2 separate regions of the Homo sapiens genome follow, and region 2 is linked to region 1. Evidence: read pairs that join two places in POLR2A ChIA-PET (ENCODE). Cell type or tissue: CD4-positive, alpha-beta T cell. All regions are shown on one strand. Each heading gives the region's core, and the rest is flanking DNA. Links, peaks and the distances in the headings are about the cores only. Region 1 overlaps PRKAR1B (protein kinase cAMP-dependent type I regulatory subunit beta). Region 2 overlaps PRKAR1B (protein kinase cAMP-dependent type I regulatory subunit beta).

Region 1 (2,803 bases), core at 206-2,705:
TGCCGCCTCTGCCCCAGGACACGTGCGAAGGGAAGCAGCGGGCGGCGGGGGCCACTCACCTTCTCCAGCTTCTCGAAGTGCTCCCGGAGGAACTTCATGGGGCGTTCGGGCTTGGAGATGCAGAGGTGGACGATACAGTCTTTGAGGACCTGCTGGATCCCGTGCAGCTGCACGTACAGCTCACAGCCCTTCAGGCTCTCGTCCTCCTCCGAGGGGCAGGCGGGCGGGGAGGCCATGGCGAGGGTGGCTGCTTCCTTCCTGTCCAGAAAACACACAGATCCCCAGGCCTGAGAGCTGCCCGGGGCTGCGCGCCGGATAAACGCAGGCGGCGTGAACCAGGCTTCTCCCAGGAGCGTGGAAGAAAGTCACTGATTCTGCATTTGTCAAAGATCTTTCATTCTGTGGGGCCAGGTGAGGTGTTAAACGTGACGGCCCCCAGAGCCTTCCCTCCCCACAGACCCCCGGCAGGGGTGGAGGGGGCTCAGGCAGGGGGGGAGGGGGCTCAGGCAGACAGGGGTGCACGCGGCTGAGAAGCCCCTTCTGCAGTTCTGAGGATTCCGGGTGGGAAGAGTGGGGGGGCCCGGCGCCCTGAGGGTCCAGCCGGGGGGTTCCAGGGCCTCGTCCTCCTCCATCCCCCCTTTTTGGGGGCACTTATGTGAAATGTGAATGCTGGGGGCCCCTGCGCGCGGCCTCAGGGGAGGGGGAGATGAGGGTGAGACTGTGGATGGGCTGGGGCGGCCTCTGCACAGGAAAAGACAGAAACGCAGGTAAACAAGGGAAGCTGGCGGTGGTGGGGGGGTGGGGTGCGGGAGAACAAATGCGGCGGCCGCGCAGCGAAGTCACCATGGCCAGGCCAGGCCGGCACCGCACCGCGGGGCGCAGGACCCCAGCCCCCCGCCACGCCGCCCCCGGAGTGCCCAGACCGCCGGGAAGGCGCCCACCCAGAGACCCCGCGCCCCCCGCCCCAAACCCGGCCTCAGCGCCGGCGAGGACCCTCCCGGGACCCCTGACCGGGAGCCCCAGGCCCGGCCCCGCCCCGCGCGCCCCACTCCCGGCGGGGCCGAACCCTTCCAAATGTCCGCATCCCCGGGGGGCCTCCCAGGCCCGGGGCTCCCGGCGCAGACCCCAGCCCGGCCCCGCGTACCTGGATGCGCGGCGCCCGAGGCCAGGAGGCGGCTGCGCGGGGACGCGGGGCGCGGGGACGGCTGGCGAGCGAGCGAGCGGGTCCCCGCACTGCAGCGGCGCCGCCCTCCACGCCCGCCCCCGCGCCGCGCGCAGCTGCTGCACCCCCAACGCCGCCCGCGCGGGCCTGCAGCCCGTCTCCCCCCGACCGCCTCCCCGCGGGGCCCCCAACCCCGGCCCCCACCCCCGGCTCTCCCCGCCCCCGCCCCATCCCCCACCGGCGCAGGTTCAGGCCATCGCTGCCAGGACCCCCCGCTGTCGCCGCCCCCCGCCCCCTCCACTCAGACTCTGAGTCGCCCACTCCAGCCGGTGCAGGCCGCGGGGCCGCCTCTGATGGCCTGGGCACCCCCCACTCCCGCCCCGTTCACGACCACCGCGGCTGCCTGAGCTGCTCACACCTAGGGGATCACATCCCTGCCTCTGCAGGACACCCGGTACCCAGCAAGCACGCCCGTTCCCTGGGGTCTCACTCTGCCTTAGCGGCCAGAGAGGGTGGCCAGGTGGGCCCAGCCCCGCTTCCCCAGGTGACTCCCAGCGCTTAGGCGCACCAGCTTCACCCCGATGCCCAGTGGGAAATCGGAACCCTCCTAAATTCTTTCCCACCTTTCTTGGGGATCCAGAGGTCACGGAGGCCTAGGAGGAGCCTCTTGGTGACGGTCCTAACCCACAAGCCCAGCCCTGCAGGAAAGGGAATCAACCTCATCCTCCTACCGCACACCGTTGCCCCATCCTGCCAGGGTGGCGGCGGCAGAAACTCCATCTTCCCTCCCCAGAGGCTCCAAATGCCAGGAGAGGGGTAGGCAGTTCCAGCTGTGAAGGAGATGATACCTGCCTCCCTGTGCACACTCACCTGTCTACCCCCGGGGTCCTCCACCCACCTGCCCAGCCCCCGGATCCTCCACCCGCCTGTCCAGCCCCCGGGTCCTGCACTCACCTGCCCGGCTTCCCTGTTGCCTACTCACCTGTCTCCCACTATGCTGCCCCATCTTCACCTGTCTCCCACTCACCCGTACACACCATCTCCCACTCACCCGTCTCTTGCTCACCTTTTCCACACTCACCTGTACACAGACACCATCTCCCACTCAGCCCTCCCATGCTCACCTGGTCCACACTCACGTATACACACTCACCGTCTCCCAGTCAGCCCTCCCATGCTCACCTGGTCCACACTCACCTGTACACACTCACCGTCTCTCACTCAGCCCTCCCATGCTCACCTGGTCCACACTCACCTGTCCAGCTTTCTTGTTCATTGCTCAGCTGTCTCCCACTCACCTGCCTGCACAGGCACTACACAGGTCACCAGCCCTGCCGAGCACATTCCCCAGCAGGGCTGACATTGCCTCAGCCTCTTCCTGCCAGGGTGAACGTAAACCAAGCAGGCCACCCTCGGGGGTCAAACACGAAGGTCCTTGGTCCTCAGCCCTCACCCTCAGCACCCACTGGCCCCAGCCCCGTCTCAGGCAGACCTGCATTTGTCCTGAGACTTTCTTAGGGATCCAGGCCTGGTCTCTGAATTAGAACTCCATCCCACAACCCACTCAGACCTCTGGCTCTCCCAGCCCTGGCCTGCCTGGAGCTGCTGCTGACCAGCAGTACCATCACGTGCTCCCCGCGG
Region 2 (2,803 bases), core at 286-2,785, 56 kb before region 1:
GACAACCAGGCATGCCCCTGACCACAGGGCCTTTGCACCTGCCCTCCTGCTGCCGGCAATGCTCTTTCCCCAGATAAATTCCTGGTTCACTTCCTCTTTCCCCCAGGTATTTCCTCAATCTTCCCTTCTCAGCATGGCTTTTCCAGGCCCCCCTCCAAAACTGCATCCCCATCCCCTGCATCATCTTGTGTTTCTTTTTGGCACTTCTTACTGCCTCATCCTATATTCTAACAATTTATTTCATTTACTCATTGTCTCTTCCATTAGAAAAGAGTTGAGTAAAGCCAGGTATGGTAGGGGTGGTCTGTGTTGCGCATCTTGTATCTGCAGCCCCTCGGGCAGGGCCTGGCCTGAAGGAGATCCTCACTAAACATTTGTTGAATGAATGAGTGAGTGTAGCTTCCATCCTAGTGGAGCACCTCCAACTGCCACATATGATTCAGAGTTGGTTCCCTGATTGATGAGAGCATGCCCCAAGTGAGTCTCTCCAACCTCAGTTACCCTCTGGGTGAAACAGAGCAAATGACGCCCCTACTTCCTGGGTCCATTGGGGAGTTACATGAGACAGCATGTGAGGCTGCTCTCTGGGATACAAGGTCTGCCCCCGCGTAAGTGGTTGGGTTTCTCACTGAGTCAGAAAAATCCATTTATGAGCCTTTGAAAGACAAAGATCCACCTCCACCTCCCCAGAAAGTCATTTTCTCCTTGGGCTCTCCTCCCACTTGTGTCTACATCTGTGAGCACGATTTCCAGCACTGGGCACAGAGGAGATCCAACCAGGATTTACTGGATGGGTGAATGAATGGATGGGTGCCTGAGTGAATGTGTGGAGGGGTGAATGAATGAATGGAAAAATGAATGAATGGATAAATGAGTGACTGAATGGATGGATAAATAGGTGAATTAGTGGATGGGTGGGTGAATGCATGGATGGATGAATGAGTGGATACATGAGCTAATGAATGAATGAATGGGTGAATGAATGGATGATGCATGGGTGAATGTATGGATGCATGAATGAATGGATGACTGACTAGATGAATAGATGAAGAAATGAATGTATGAATGGATAGATAAATGAATGGATAAGTGGGTGAATGAATGAGTGGATAAATGAGTGAATGGATGACTGGATGGATGTATGAGTGAATGTGTGGATGGATGACTAAATGTATGGATAAGGGGGGAATTAATGGATGAGTGAGGGAATGGATGGATGGATGGATGGATGAATGAATGGATAAATGGAACAAAGGAATGGATGCATAAGTGAATGCGTAGATGAATGAATGAATGAGTGAATGGATGAATAAGTGGGTGAATGAATTAATGGATTCATGAGTGAATGGATGGATAAATGGGTGAACAAATGAGTGGATGGATGTGTAAATGCATGGATGGATGAATGAATGAATGGATAAATGTCTGAACAAAGGAATGGATGCATGAGTGAATGTGTGGATAGATGAATGAATGAGTGGATGCATGAGTCAATGTGTGGATGGGTGAATGAATGAATGGGTGAACAGATGAATGGATGCATGAGTGAATGCATGGATGGACGGACGGATGGATGAATGAATGAATGAGTGAACGAATGAATGGATGCATGAGTGAATGCATGGATGGACGGACGGATGGATGAATGGATGGATGGATGGACGGATGGATGGATGAATGAATGAATGAGTGAATAAATGAATGGATGCATGAGTGAATGCATGGATGGGTGAATGAATGAAAGGATGCATGAGTGAATGCATGGATGGATGGATGGATAGATGGATGAATGAATGAATGAATGAGTGAACAAATGAATGGATGCATGAGTGAATGTGTGGATGGGTGAATGAAGGAATTGATGCATGAGTGAATGTGTGCATGGATGGATAAATGAATGGATGGATGAATGGACGGACGGATGGATGGATGGATGGATGGATGGATGGATGGATGAATGAATGAGTGAACAAATGAATGGATGCATGAGTGAATGTGTGGATGGGTGAATGAAGGAATTGATGCATGAATGAATGTGTGCATGGATGGATGGATGGATGGATGGATGGATGAATGAATGAATGGGTGAATGATTCATGCTGACCTCTTCTCCCTCAATACCCCATATTTAGACTCAATTAACTCAGAGGACTTCGTGTCTCTGGTCAAGAAGTAAGAAGGCATTTTTTCACCGTTAGAAAATACAAAGCTATGGGGGTGGTGGACAGGAATGAGGGGCAGTACCCAGCGGCGCCAGGGGCTGAGGCGCCGTTTTGGGCAGTCTGAATATTTGGACATAGCAGCCGACAGGACACCCTGTCCTTCCACAGCTGTTCCTGGGAGTCAAAGCACATCTTTGTTTGTGGGACTCTTAGCAACTGTTGCTTTTTTTGAAGGACAAGCATGAACCAGCTGTCACCACACAAGACGTAAAGCAGAAAATGTCGAGTCTTCAGCAACAGGCTTGTAAAACAAGAAGAAAATAATTGTCTGGGCTCAGGGGCGCTTTCATTTCTTCTCACAGCCTCCACCTCCTCATGAACCAGCGAGGCTTGCGTAATTCCCACTGAGCCCAGCTTTGCAGCAGCAGAAAGAAGCTCAGAAGCAGACCCACCTTCTAAAGAGGCTCCCAATTAAATGCAGAGAGAAATGCAAACCCGACAAGCAAGGCCCACGTCAGAAACACAGGCCGAGACAGCAGCTCCGTGAGCCAGCATATGGACGGCGAATGTGCTACCCCAACCTCACCTATCCACAGTGATGTGATTATGAAGACAAGAAACTAGATCAAAAATTAGCAACT

What was found. Peaks named below come from ENCODE experiments on the same cell type or tissue, not always from the same donor. Only the 100,000 strongest peaks of a DNase experiment are listed, where the experiment ranks them.
Region 2: POLR2A ChIA-PET joins it to region 1 with 5 read pairs; 5 of 35 experiments call an interaction of 5 or more read pairs at or near these places.

Annotation. Positions count from the first base shown.
Region 1 is chr7:711,270-714,072 of GRCh38, forward strand. PRKAR1B (protein kinase cAMP-dependent type I regulatory subunit beta) reads right to left here. Exons shown (of 11, transcript NM_001164760.2): 2 at 60-258. The coding sequence starts at 236. Among named protein-coding and RNA genes, the nearest start is that of DNAAF5, 14 kb to the right of the region's middle. RefSeq lists a silencer at 1,209-1,288. In CD4-positive, alpha-beta T cell, for the core only: no CTCF peak of the experiment used is centred there; a DNase peak (open chromatin) is centred at 1,242; H3K4me3 peaks cover 863 bases; H3K27me3 peaks cover 374 bases.
Region 2 is chr7:655,348-658,150 of GRCh38, forward strand. All of the region lies in intron 4 of PRKAR1B (protein kinase cAMP-dependent type I regulatory subunit beta), which reads right to left. Among named protein-coding and RNA genes, the nearest start is that of PRKAR1B-AS1, 54 kb to the left of the region's middle. In CD4-positive, alpha-beta T cell, for the core only: no CTCF peak of the experiment used is centred there; no DNase peak of the experiment used is centred there.